Regions from separate parts of the Homo sapiens genome. Here regions 1 and 3 are each linked to region 2. A link is a contact called in ENCODE Hi-C or POLR2A ChIA-PET data. All regions are on one chromosome and are shown on one strand. Each heading gives the region's core, a stretch centred on a gene start or an enhancer-like site at or near the end of the contact. The rest is flanking DNA. Distances are from core to core; before and after follow the strand shown.

Evidence for each region. Hi-C counts contacts between places; a loop is a spot of excess contacts on that map. ChIA-PET counts read pairs that join two places held with the same protein, here RNA polymerase II (POLR2A). Pooled maps may share reads with other maps.
Region 1: a loop to region 2 is called in a map of gastrocnemius medialis, with 5 times the contacts of the local background. The contact joins the enhancer-like site here to the promoter of FAM47E in region 2. A Hi-C loop is called at or near these places in 51 of 168 maps with a recorded cell type or tissue (CD4-positive, alpha-beta T cell, CD4-positive, alpha-beta memory T cell, CD8-positive, alpha-beta T cell and 29 more), 21 of 37 single-sample maps with no recorded cell type and 46 of 50 pooled maps.
Region 3: a loop to region 2 is called in a map of endothelial cell of umbilical vein, with 4 times the contacts of the local background. The contact joins the enhancer-like site here to the promoter of FAM47E in region 2. A Hi-C loop is called at or near these places in 16 of 168 maps with a recorded cell type or tissue (CD4-positive, alpha-beta memory T cell, Caco-2, Calu3 and 11 more), 6 of 37 single-sample maps with no recorded cell type and 20 of 50 pooled maps. POLR2A ChIA-PET finds 5 or more read pairs at or near these places in 1 of 52 experiments (MCF 10A).

What each region holds. Positions count from the first base shown.
Region 1 is chr4:76,177,954-76,182,345 of GRCh38, forward strand. SCARB2 (scavenger receptor class B member 2) reads right to left here. Exons shown (of 12, transcript NM_005506.4): 3 at 3,001-3,148; 4 at 1,564-1,752. Among named protein-coding and RNA genes, the nearest start is that of NUP54, 32 kb to the left of the region's middle. RefSeq lists a silencer at 2,115-2,174. Within about 2 kb of position 2,083, at least 4 of the 41 ENCODE cell types and tissues checked have a DNase peak (open chromatin) inside an H3K27ac peak, as active enhancers do; they include dorsolateral prefrontal cortex, gastrocnemius medialis, heart right ventricle and 1 more, where a contact is called at or near this core.
Region 2 is chr4:76,248,428-76,252,973 of GRCh38, forward strand. It overlaps FAM47E (family with sequence similarity 47 member E), which reads left to right and starts at 3,294. Exons shown (of 8, transcript NM_001136570.3): 1 at 3,294-3,393. The coding sequence starts at 3,320. It overlaps FAM47E-STBD1 (FAM47E-STBD1 readthrough), which reads left to right and starts at 3,294. Exons shown (of 7, transcript NM_001242939.2): 1 at 3,294-3,393. The coding sequence starts at 3,320. LOC105377286 (a long non-coding RNA gene) reads right to left here and starts at 3,250. Exons shown (of 3, transcript XR_938897.4): 1 at 2,681-3,250.
Region 3 is chr4:76,371,311-76,375,529 of GRCh38, forward strand. CCDC158 (coiled-coil domain containing 158) reads right to left here. Exons shown (of 25, transcript NM_001394954.1): 10 at 107-226. Among named protein-coding and RNA genes, the nearest start is that of CCDC158, 48 kb to the right of the region's middle. Within about 2 kb of position 2,786, at least 2 of the 41 ENCODE cell types and tissues checked have a DNase peak (open chromatin) inside an H3K27ac peak, as active enhancers do; they include endothelial cell of umbilical vein, where a contact is called at or near this core.

The DNA of each region.
Region 1 (4,392 bases), core at 833-3,332, 72 kb before region 2:
TAATGGTTGCACAACCTTGTGACTATACTAAGGACTACTGAATTGTACATTTTAAAATGGTAAATGTTATAGTAAGTGAATTATTTCTCAATAATAACAAATTTAAAAGCCTAAGTCCAGGACCAGGACCAATTATACCAGAATAGCTACACTGGAAGAAGACGGTATTAATATAGCCCTATTTTCAATTAAGGTTTCTTCAATTGTATATTCTCTCCAAGTTATACTTCTTAAGGGCACATACAGACACTACATTCCTAAAATTCTTTATTTGGGCATGTAGCTATGATTTCTCAGAAATAGCACAGGTAGTAGCTCCTCTATAATAATAGGAGTGAACAATTGTTGAGTATAATATTCCTGGCTCTGTTCTAAAATTTTTGCATGAATCATCTCATGAAATCCTCACAACCACATAAGATAGTGTGGCTATCAGTCTGGTGAATTCAATGATGTAAAAACAAAAAAAGTGAGTTATATAATGCAAATTATCTGAGAAACAGTGAGATATTAGCAACAAGATCTACTTGGCTGATGGATTGAAGCCACTGGGAACAAAAGGGCCTCGAGGGAACCTTTGCATAATATCTCTCAGTAGGAGGCTCTCCTGAAATTATTTCTAGAAGGGAGGTTCAGTCAGGGCTTGACAGGAAATCTGTGCTTCCTCTGGTCCTGTGAAGCTGTATTCCTCTGAGACAGGACCCTCTAGGGAACTCCTGCCTGGTCTGCTTCTCCCGAATGATGCATTCAGAGTTGGTGAGGCCCTACTTTTAGGACTCCTGTCTCTCACACATATAATTTTTTAAAACTTGCTCACAATTCTATTTTAACAATTTCTACGTTTTATATAACCTTGAAGGCCCAGGGACACAATTATTGCTGTTTGCCATAAAAACTGGAATGCTACAGGATTACATGAAGAGGGTAAGACTCTTGAACAGGCAGAGCCAGAAAACAGCTACAAATTTAAAGCTGAGGAGACCCATCACAATCCCAGAGCACACCCCTAATCTAATCCTCTTCCTGGGGTTATTTTATCTTTTACCAACTTCCCAACTATCCACTGCACTCCAGGGTTTTTGTTTTTGTTTTTGTTTTTGTTTTTTTTTTGGCTTTTTTAGACAGAGTCTTGCTCTGTCACCCTGGCTGGAGTACAGTGGTGTAATTTCAGCTCACTGCAACCTCTGCCTCCTGGGTTCATGCAACTTACCTGCCTCAGTCTCCTGAGTAGGTGAGATTACAGGTGTACATCACCACAGCTGGCTAATTTTTGTATTTTTAGTAGAGATAGAGTTTTGCCATGTTGGCCAGGCTGGTCTCAAAGTCTTAACCTCAAATGATCCACCCACCTCGGTCTCCCAAAGTCCTGGAATTACAGGCATTAGCCACCGCACCCGGCCTCAAGTTTTTTTTCTTTCCAAAAAACACTCCATTTTTCACACACTCTATAAGATAACTTAACTCTAGGCAATTTCTAGAAGAAACTCAAAGTTAATCTGGCTTGGGGTGCCCCAACCCACTGTCAGCTAAAAAAAGAGGTTCTGAAAAGAAAAATCTACTTACCTCATAGAATAGGCCAAAATAGGGAGAGATATCGGGCCTGAAAACATGGATAAGGGACAAGATTTCATCTTTGTAGCCCCAGAGCAATTCGTCAACTGTGTGAGTCACAAAGAGCTTCTGCTGATAGGCTTTCAACATGGCCTCGATGATCTCCCTGAGGAAGTGCACCTGGGACCACTCTATGACAGTCTGCGGAGCAGAGGTATATTAAGACAGCAGCATCCCCTCCAAAGCACCTCCATCCACTCTCTCCTACTACCCCATAGCAAAGGGGGTTGGAAATATAAATGTAAAGGTTGAGATTAAATAGCTGAAAAATCAGGCAGTGAGCTCCTTTCTGGCTGCATATGGAAGACAAAGCCTCTTCTCTGTCCTTTCCCAGTACTGCATTTTGTAAGTGTAATATTTACAAAGAGACCATTTGCAGGCTCTGAGTTATCCAGACACCACAAAAGGGGAAAAGCTCTTGTAAACATGTGGGCATCTTTGGCCACAAGGTGGCGCTACCTTCCGCCTAAGCAGGGCCAGAGGCTCATTATAAACCCGACCTACACCCCTGGGACTAGGTGGCAGGGACCTCATACTGTCTAGGTCCTGGGTCCATCATCAGTGTCCAGCTGCATATGGAGCGGTCACCTAGGGGTTAGGGTGGGAGAGTCGGCAGGGGTTGGTGTAGGTGAATTAGAATGTTTACTGGGCCAGCCCAGGAACAGTGGTTCACGCCTGGAGTCCCTGGCCGACACAGGAGGATCCCTGGAGCCCAGGAGGTAGAAGCTTCAGTGAGCTGTGATGGAGCCACTGACTGCACTCCAGCCTGGGCGACAGAGCAAGACCCTGTCTCAAAAAAAATTAATAATAAATAAATTAATTTAATTTAAAAAAAAAGAAAGTCTCATGGGTCTCAGTATAGAATAGATGTAGAATAGGTGTCGTTATTAGGTAGAATTACCATTATAAACAGAGCCCACTGAAATCACAGTAGGCTGCCAGTCTATTGATTTCTGGTGTCAATTTATGAATTTTGAGAGTATAAAATCCAACATAAAAATCTGAAGTAAGAAATGGTATACAAATTTCATTGCTAGAATTTCTGAATGAAAACAAGGGGCAAATAAACATTTTTAAAATTATTAGCTACCAAAAAATCCTAGGGGCATATTTATTTGCACAATTGCTAATCCTGAACACCCAGGAAGAAATTATGAAAACAAATCCTAAAATCTGAATTTTGTCATCATTTGAAAAGACCTTATTTGATACATCTTAGAAAAAAGTCCAAGATGTACTTTAAAGAAAAGAAAAGAAGTATTTTTCTTTTTATATATGTATATTTCAACATAACTTAATGGCTCCTAAATGTAAAATCATAAAGAGCATTAACTTAGCTTTTTCCTTTCTTCCAAAATCCAACTTAATGGTATTAAAATGCCTACTTACCAATACAGGAATATTTAATGTTCTAATTAAGTCAATTTTAGGGTCTCCAACAGATTGGTCTCGTTCAAAAACATAGGCCTTGTTGCTAACAGCAGATATTGTTGTTCCATTATCTCCAAATTGAATATTTGCTTTGTTTCTGAGTTCCCTAAAAGAAAGAAAAGGGTTTTATTTGAAAATAGACACCACTTTAATAAGCAAGACTTTTCCTTTCTTTCAGCATCCAAGTTATATTTTCAATATAACATTCCCAATATAACATTATATAGAGACTGCAGCTACTAAGCCTTAAAAAGCTGGAGATCGAAGCTATAATGTGGGAAGGAAACGAGGCCTAGGATAGAGTCTTCTCAAAAACTTTGTTTTCCTTCTTTTCTTCCCTGATTAGGGAGGTGCAATAGTTGAGGGTCACCTTGACCGGGAATCAAAGCCGATGAACTCTCTCCTGGGTTATGGTTTGGTCCTGAAGTATTTTCAAAATTTTCAGTTTGGTTCACAGATTTAGTTTGAATTTCAATTTGTTTACCAATGTCTTCTTGTTTCTACATTGAATTAAATTGAAATTTTATTTTAAAAAATAATGCCCAAGGCTTAGTAAATTACAGGAGTTCACTCCTGTTTCTTTTTTTGAGATAGGGTCTCGCTCTGTTGCCCAGGCTGGAGTGCAGTGGCATGACTACAGCTCACTGCAGCCTCAGCCTCCTGGGCTCAAACAATCCTCCCACCTCAGCCTCCCAAGTAGCTAGAAGTACAGAAGCATGCCACCACACCCAGCTAATTGTTTTATTTTTTTGTAGAGATGAGGTCTTACTATGCTACCCAGGCTGGTCTTGAACTCCTGGACTCAAGTGATCCTCCTGCCTCGACCTTCCAAAATGCTGGCATTACAGGCATGAGCTACCACACCCGGTCTCTGTTTCTGATATACAGCACAGTTTGGTTCAAGTTAGAGCCCCCAAATGAAGCATTAGAAAGTTCTTAGAAAGCGCCTGGTGCCAGGGCTGGGCCTAGAGTCAGTGTGAGTGATGTAAGAGGTGCCTAAACAAGTAGTAATCAAGATAAATAGTTTAATGCACTATTTATTAAAACCAAAATTTATGCCAAAAATTTATGATGAACAAAATTTTAAATAAAAACAGAATCTGATCTTTTGTTCATCAAATGCCTCACACTAGCCCTAGCCCTAGCCCTGCCTGGTACATAGTAGGTGTTCAATAAATTCCAGTGACTTTTGTTTCTTTCCCTTTGCTTATCTTTCCTTCTTCCTAAACCAGCTAGGGTTATTATGTCTGACATGGTAGCCACTAGTCACATGTGACTACTGAGTACTTAAACTGTGGCTAACTGGAATTGAGATTTGCTGTAAGTGTAAAATATATACAGAATTTCAAA
Region 2 (4,546 bases), core at 2,044-4,543:
TGATTTTTGTATACAGTATAAGGGCCCAACTTCATTATTTTGCATGTAGGTAGGATTTCTCCAAGACTTAGGGTAGGGATCTTGTCCATCTTGTTCCTAGTACTGTGCCTGACACACATTATATACTCATTCAACAACTATTGATTTGTTATATACCATACTAGGCACTGGAGATGCAATGGAGAAGAAAACAGACCTGATCCTCGTCACCTTGGTACTTTGTTGCTAGTGTTTGCTGAATAAATAAATAAGAAACCATCTATTTTCATGACATCTGCATCATCACAAGTTGATAATTGCTCTATATGGTAATTTTGACTCCATACATTGCATACCATAATTGTAGTCATTACTTAGAGAATCTCTCAGTCTCTCTCTCTCTCTCTCTCAACTCAAAGGTGAAATGTATTAAATACAGTAATCAAGTGAGTATATGTTATTTAAGAATGAGGTTGGTGATTTTCCAGGTGTTTATTTCTAGACTTTTTGCCAGGTAAGCTGGCCATTTCATTCCCAAAAGGATTATTCAAATATATAAAATAGTATTTTCAAACACTATTATATATTCCAGAAAAACAAGCATTTGAATAACAAAAACAATAGAACTTAGCAAACATGGTGAAACTCCCATCTCTATTAAAAATACAAAAATTAGCCCGGCATGGTGGTACGTGCCTGTAATCCTAGCTACTCGGGAAGCTGAGGCAGGAGGATCGCTTGAACCCAGGAGGTGGAGGTTGCAGTGAGCTGAGATCACACCACTGCACACCAGCCTGGGCAACAGAGTGAGACTCTGTCTCAAAAAAGAAAACAAAACAAAACAAAAAAATAGAACTTTAAGGTGAGAAATGGGAAAGCAGTCCTGAATTGGTAGAAACCCTAGGCATATGGACAAATTGTTTATTTATTATTTGTTTGTTTATTTAAGAGTGATAATTTGCCAACATATTATTTTGCTAAATATTTTTAAAAGGATTATTGCAGCTGTAGAAAATATATAGAAAGCCATCTTAGGAAACTCTACCTCTTGCTTGCTGATATATAAATTGTAGTCAGCTTTTTCTTCTTTTTGTCACAACCTTTGGAGATTCCGGTAAAATGCCTCCTTCAGAATATTTCTGGGCATCCGTTATTTGTTTATTTATTTATTTTTTTTTTGGTTACATGAGTAAGTTCTCCAGTGGCAATTTCTGAGATTTTGGTGCACCCATCACCCAAGCAGTGTACCCTGTACCCAATGTGTAGTCTTTTATCTCTTGTCCCCGTCCTATCCTTCCCCCCAAGTTCCCAAAGTCCATTTTATCATTCTTACACCTTTGCATCCCCATAGCTTAGCTCCTACTTATGAGTGAGAATGTACAATGTTTGGTTTTCCATTCCTTAGTTACTTCAGTTAGAATAATGGTCTCCAGTTCCATCCAAGTTGCTACTAATGCCATTATTTCATTCCTTTTTATGGCTGAATGTTATTCCATTATATATATGTGTATATATACACATATATACCACAATTTCTCTATCCACTCATCGATTGATGGGCATTTGGGCTGGTTCCATAGTTTTGCAACTGCAAATTGTGCTGCTATTAACATGTGTGTGCAAGTATCTTTTTTGTATAATGACTTTTCTTCCTCTGGGTAGATACCCAGGTAGTGGGACTGCTGGATGAAATGGTAGATCCACTTTTAGTTCTTTAAGGAATCTCCACACTGTTTTCCATAGTGGTTTTACTAGTTTACATTCCCACCAGCAGCGTAAAAGTGTTCTCTTTTCCCCACATCCACACCAACATCTAATTTTTTAAATTTTTTGATTATGGCCAGTTTTGCTGGAGTAAGGTGGTATTACATTGTGGTTTTGATTTGCATTTCCCTTATAATTAGTGATATCTAGCCTTTTTTCATATGTTTGTTCACCATTTTTATATCTTCTTTTGAGAATTGTCTATTCATGTCCTTAGCCCATTTGTTGATGGGATTGCTTGTTTTTTTCTTGCTGGCTTGTTTGAGTTCCTTGTAGATTCTGAATATTAGTCCTTTGTTGGATATATAGATTGCAAAGATTTTTCCCACTCTGTGGGCTGTTTACTCTGCTGATTATTTCTTTTGCTGTGTAGAAGCTTTTTAGTTTAATCAAGCATTGTTTGGGCAAATTGTTACAAATCATTCCTGCAGGACTCCATTCAGCCTAGATAACCATACTTTTGGCCCAGTTCTCACAGAATTTCTACAGAAACCCTACCTCCTCAAAGTAATAAAAAGTTTGCATTACAATCGGACTAATATCAAAGAAAATAAAAATAACAATTGGGCTAATTATAATGATTACCTACATAGCTTTCTCCATTAACTAACTCACAACAGCTCTGTTAAGTAGTCAGGACAAATATTACCACCCCCGGTTCACAGCTGGAATAATAGTACTTGCATAATAATAATTCTTGAGGGATTCTTAAATGCTGGCACTGTGTTAATTTCTTTATATTCATCGAATATCCCCAATAACCCTACAGGTAGATACTATTATTTTCCCCATTTTCAGGCCAGGTAATTAATGAAGCTTAAAAATGTAAGTACCCTGCCCCCAGGAGTGCATAATTATTAAGTAGCAGAACCAATGCTTATATTTAAATCAGAAACACTCAGAAGTAGCATAAGAATTTAGTAAAAACGAAACACACCCTCGTGCAATCCGTATTATGTGGCCACGTGCCTACCAGGGTCAGCTGGATGGTACTTGTCTGCTAGAAGTGAGTCGAGGCAGAAGAATCAACACAGGAGCTGGAAGGGCCTCTGGAAATCAGCTGGGGACTAGAGACAGGTGTGCAGCCCTCGGTTTACAGAGGCTGTGAGACCAAGAGAGTTCCAAGACCTCCAGGAAAACATCTCCCTGCTAAAAGGCTTTCCCAACCTTTAGAAATCTATTCATTTTCCCCACTTTCCATCCTCTTTCTCTTGCTATCTCTTTATCGCTCCTCCTGCCTTCTTCCTTTCTTTCCTTCAGTAAACGTTTTTTGAAACGATGATGAGCAAAAAACGCCTGATCCAGTCTATGGCGCGTTTCGGTGGGAAGATGAACACGCCTTCCCAGCAGAGTAAAACGTGATTACACCAAGGACCGGTACCCTCTCCCTTCCCTCGGCCAGGTCCACGTCCCCAGGCGTCGGAGAAGGGGTTGGACCGCGCAGCGGGGCGTCAGAGTTGCCAGGCGCCCGGGGCAAATACCGGCAGCGGTGGTTGTGCGGTGTCCTAGCAACGGGGCGGCAGCAGGGCACACACACCGCCCAAGCCCGGACGGTGGCCGCGAAGCTAGGGCCACCATGGCGGACCGCAGGCGGCGGCTCCGGCCGGGGACGTTGGCCCCGGTGCGCGAGGGCGTGAACTGCAGGTCCAGGTAAACACTCAGCGCCCGGGCCGAGGGCGCATCCCACGCGGGCCGCGCGGGGGCGCCTGGAGACCCGCGCTTGCTGGGGCGGGGGCGAGGGGAGAGGTCCAGCCTGCCTTCCCTCCTCAATGCTTCCTGTACGTACAACATAATACGCTGAGATAACCAACGCTTGGCGCTGCTCTTTGCAAAGGATTTTTCCTGCTGTCATCCTCACAACCCCCGCCTCCCACGCCCCCAGGGATGTAGACTAATATCCCCATTTCTGATGGGAAAGTGATGGCCGCAGAGTCCGCTGCGGAGGCTGGTGCCCTCCTGCTAGCCACCCACCCTTTTCCGGCCTAGCCAACCAACTGTTCGCCAGATGCCCCGGGGCGCCTGGAGCCCTGTATCCGATGTTAGGCATCTGCTGCCCCTGGAGCCTTTGGTATCCAGATGGCGGCTGTGGCCAAGTGGAGCCCAGGGTTGGGGGAGCGCCTGGGGTGCTAGGGAGGTCTGCTAACATTTTGTACGGTTGTGGTAGCCTCAGAGCAGGAACAAGAAGGTTTTTGCCTTTACCGACTCCTTGACAATCTTTTGAGAATGGAATTCGTCTGTCTTGGAGACAGCACGATGTGGTGGTGAAGATTCCAAAGTCTAGAATCAGAAAGGCTTGAGTAGAAGGCTAGTTCTCCTCTTGTTTGCCTGGTGACCTTAGGCAAGTTGGTTGCTCCTTCTGGGCTCACTTTCCTAACTATAAAATGGGGCAATAACTTAGGAATCAGCTTTCTAAGATTGTCGTGAGGATTAATGGAGATAGCACATGTAAAGTTGTCACTGGCACATAGAACGTATCGTGTACATGTTAGCAATTATTCATAGTTGTTTCTAGCAGTTATTCATAAGAGCTTCTTTGGGAAGCTTCTCCCCCCCATTTAAAAATTTTGTTTTGAAATAACTGTAGGCTCACCAGAAGTTGCAGAAATAGTACAGAGGTCCCATGTACCCTTCCCCTAGCTGCTTACAGTGGTACCATTTTACATAACGATAGCACATTGCCAAACCAGGAAACGTCATTGGCAGAATATGCTAATTGAACTAGAGACCTTACTTGGATTTTATCAGCTCTTACTTGCACTCAGGTGTGTGAGTTCTGTAACATTTGGTCATATGTATACATAAA
Region 3 (4,219 bases), core at 1,536-4,035, 120 kb after region 2:
ATATTTTGTAAATTTGTAATTTTATAAAGGAAACGAGTTTTGTGATATATTTCAGTGAAAAACTTCCCAGAATTAGTCTTATTCATATTTTAAAGCATAATCTTACCAACAGCTTTTGAAGTTGATCATCTAAATTTCCAGATTCCTGACTGAATTGATCACGCTCTGTCCGGGCTTCAGTTAGCTCTGAGTTGGCAAGGACTAACTGCTTTTCCAGCTCTTCTGTCTGAAAGGAAAGTACAAATTGAACAGTGTCTGATTATGACAGTGGGTAATATAAAATAAATATAGACTTTGGAAAACAAATGGTATTATTTTGAGAACAAAAATAAAAGTTCGTTGTGAGGCTGGGTGCAGTGGCTCATGCCTGTAATCCCAGCACTTTGGGAGGCCGAGGCGGGTGGATCACCTGAGGTCAGGATTTTGAGACCAGCCTGGCCAACATGGCAAAATCCCGTCTCTACTAAAAATACAAAAATTGGCCAGGCATGGTAGTGGGCGCCTGTAATCCCAGCTACTTGGGAGGCTGAGACAAGAGAATCGCTTGGACCCGGGAGGCAGAGGTTGCAGTGAGTCAAGATCGTGCCATTGCACTTCAGCCTGGGTGACAAAAGTGAAACTACATCTCCAAAAAAAAAAAAAAAAAGTGTATTGTGATGTGTCTTGTAAAGTTTTTTTTTTTTTTAAAGAAAATCTATGCTGAGTTTAGCCAGGGAAATTAGACAAAATGAAATATTTAGTACTGTTGAATTTGGGAATTGCCTGTAATACATCTGTCTCCTGTTTTCATACTATTCAAGATTTATCTTCTGTGAAGACATGTTCTATAATTTGGTATTTAAGAAAGCTTGAGGGTTGGCACAATGGCCCATGCCTGTAATCCTTTGGGAGGCCAAGGCAGGAGGATCCCTTGAGCCCAGGAGTTCAAGACCAACCTAGGCAACACAGGGAGACCCCATCACTACAAAAAATATTTTTTTAAAGGTTAGCTGGCCATGGTGGTGCACACCTGGGGTCCCAGCTACTTGGGAGGCTGAAGTGGGAAGACTGCTTGAGACTGGGTGGTTAAGGCTGCAGTGAGCCATGATTGTGTCCCTGCACTCCAGCCTGGGTGACAGAGCAAAACTGTTTCAAAAAAAGGAAGCTTGATATGGCATAAACAACATGCTGCAGAGCCTAAATAAATGAACTGTATTGTACTTAGAAGAGCTATTTTGCTTCAGAATATCAAAGTTTCGGTAATAAAAGGCATTGAATATAAAAGAATGAATGGTAACAAGTTATTAGCTATTGTCATTATTTTATAGCCACTACTTTTTTAAAGGATGAATTTATATATATTTATATTTACAGTAGGACAATTTATTTAACCATTCTAACCCTCATTTTGTTCAACTATTAATATAAAATGGGAATAAAAGTACCAATTTTAGAGGATGTTAAAGTGCATTTTATTCTGACAAGGCAGCTGTTTGATCTGTTTGAATATGCATTTCTATGACACATGCCATAAAGTGCATGACTGTTAATAGCGTTTCTATAGTTCTTTTTTTTTTGAAATGGAATCTCGCCCTGTCGCCCAGGCTGGAGTGCAATGGCACGATCTCGGCTCACTGCAACCTCCGCCTCCTGGGTTCAAATGATTCTCCTGCCTCAGCCTCCCAAGTAGCTGGGATTATAGGTGCCCGCCACCATGGCCAGCTAATTTTTGTATTTTTAGTAGAGATGGGGTTTCGCCATGTTGGCCAGGCTGGTCTCGAACTCCTGGCCTCAGGTGATCCACCCGCCTCAGCCTCCCAAAGTGCTGGGATTACAGGCGTGAGCCACCGCGCCCGGCCTCTATAGTTCTTTATGTCTAGGTTCAGCGTATGCTAAGAGGCTAGGATCTCAGACTGTGGAGACTAAGGGTTTAGATTTTAGCTGAGCCACACAATATCATAACTTAAATAATAAGATATTAAAACAATGAGAACGTGTTGATACTTAGTTATATGGTGATATCTTAACTTTAAGTAGGTATCTACATTACTATTTTATCATCTACTTTCTAGTAATAGGAAATCTTTCATGTCTGCATAAATGGTGCATATTCCTTCTTAGCTTTAAGGTGGCTATTTAGTAGGTTTCCAATCTACTGTCAATAATAAAACCTGGTTTGGATGATGTACTATGATAAAACTTTCTTAACTAGAGAACATATGACTAAGACTAACTTTTTCTTGAGAACTTTCTAGTTTTACTATTTACTATTTATTTTTAAAGATCTTCACTTATTCAACACATATTGAATTATATTATCTATACATACATACACACATCTCTCTTTAATAATAATCATAAGGAATAGAAGTTATATATATATCCACATATACATATATGACTAAGAAAGTACTAATATAGGACTATCAGTTTCCCATTTACCTACAGAAATCAGAGTATAGACTTTAATATTTATATTGGCTATATTCCTAAACTGACTTTGTATCTGGCTGCATGCTATGTATAAAAAGTATTTCACCAGAATTAAGTACACGTAAAATATTAGATCACTGTCTAAAATGTATTCCTAGACTCTATTAATCTAATAAAGAAGTACTTTCCAGGAGACTGAGGTGGGAGGATCACTTGAGGCCAGGAGTTCGAGACCAGCCTGGGCAGCATAGTGAGACCCCATCTCTACAAAAATAAAAATAAAATTAGCCTGGCATGGTGGTGCATGCCTGTAGTTTTGGCTAGTCAGGAGGCTGAGGTGGGAGGATCGCTTGAGCCTGGGAGTTTGAAGCTGTAATGAGTCATGTTCGTGCCACTGCACTCCAGCCTTGGCAACAGAGTGAGACACTCTCTTAAAAAAACAAAAAAGTACTTCTTGTGCTCCTTTTGGGGCATATACAGGAAAAGAAATGAAAAAGTCCCATAAAAATTCAAGCTCTGTAACACAGGTTACTTCCTAAGAAAAATGAATGAACAATATCAATTGATAAAATCTCTTCACTTTTGTTATTATCAGGAAAGACTAAATCAGTACACACTTAGTAAATACAGTAAGGGGAAGAAACACAAACTTTACTGTTACACAATTATGTTTGCCTGGCAAGGAATGGGTACATGAACATGATCCGAGGGGCAATATGATCAGGCGAAGAGCCAAACACCTTAGGTTCTTGTCTAGTTTCTGTTACATAACTTCCCTGTGTTTCCATTTTTTTCATCTGTAATTGGAAAGAGTATTCTAGACGATCTCTCATGTTCCTTTCAATTCTAATACTTTATTCCACAAGAACAGTATTAATAAAGCTGAAACAATTTATTCTCCACCTGTCTTTTGAGCTATAAATTTAACAAGAACATTTCCAATTTGAATTAATCATATGATTAAAATAAATGTTTTCTACTCCTAGCCTGGCATAAACCATTTCTATCCTTGAGCAAAGAAAATAATTTGTATATATGCTTTAAAAGCTTAAATTAAGATTTTCTCTTTTGTCTGCTTTCACTTAAAAAAAAAAAACTTCTGGATAATCATTTCATAACATCAAACTTGACATGAGACCAAATTAAAAAAAGAAAGAAAAAGAAACGAGCCAAGTCTTATCTTTCCATCTGTCTATTAAGTATAAGAAGTTCCTCCAGCCCCCTGCAGGAACATTTGTTTTGTAGTTGTCAGTACTGACTCAGCTGCTATAGGTCTGCTTTTACCTTTCACTTTTTAGAGTAAAAACATTTATATTAATCAATCAAAAAGATAAATAGAGAGTGAAAGGGAAAACCATTGAAGTAGCAGCTGAGTTGATATAAACAGCTGTAAAAAACACTATAAAGAAAAGCCTTTTAAAATATCCAGAATAAATATTGACATCTGAGATGTATTAAAGATTTTTTCTTTTTCTTTTATTTTTACGTAGTAGCACTGGTTTTCCCTTTCACCATCTATGAATGCACTTTTTGGTTTGGATCACTGGACAAATGAGTATTGGGATTTCATTCTAATCTCACATTGATTTTAGAGATATTGCCAATCATATCAAATCACACGAGGTTTGGTTTGTCTGTTGGTGGTGGTGTTTTCTGTTTTTCTGTGCTCAAAAAGACACAGCTATGGAATAATAAGGGATGCTACAGGCCAGCATGGCGGTGCATTGGCAGAACTATGCAGAGGTTTGCACAGAATCTTCCTGCACAGTATATAGCTCCAGCCAGTGCTACTAAATCATCACTTTTT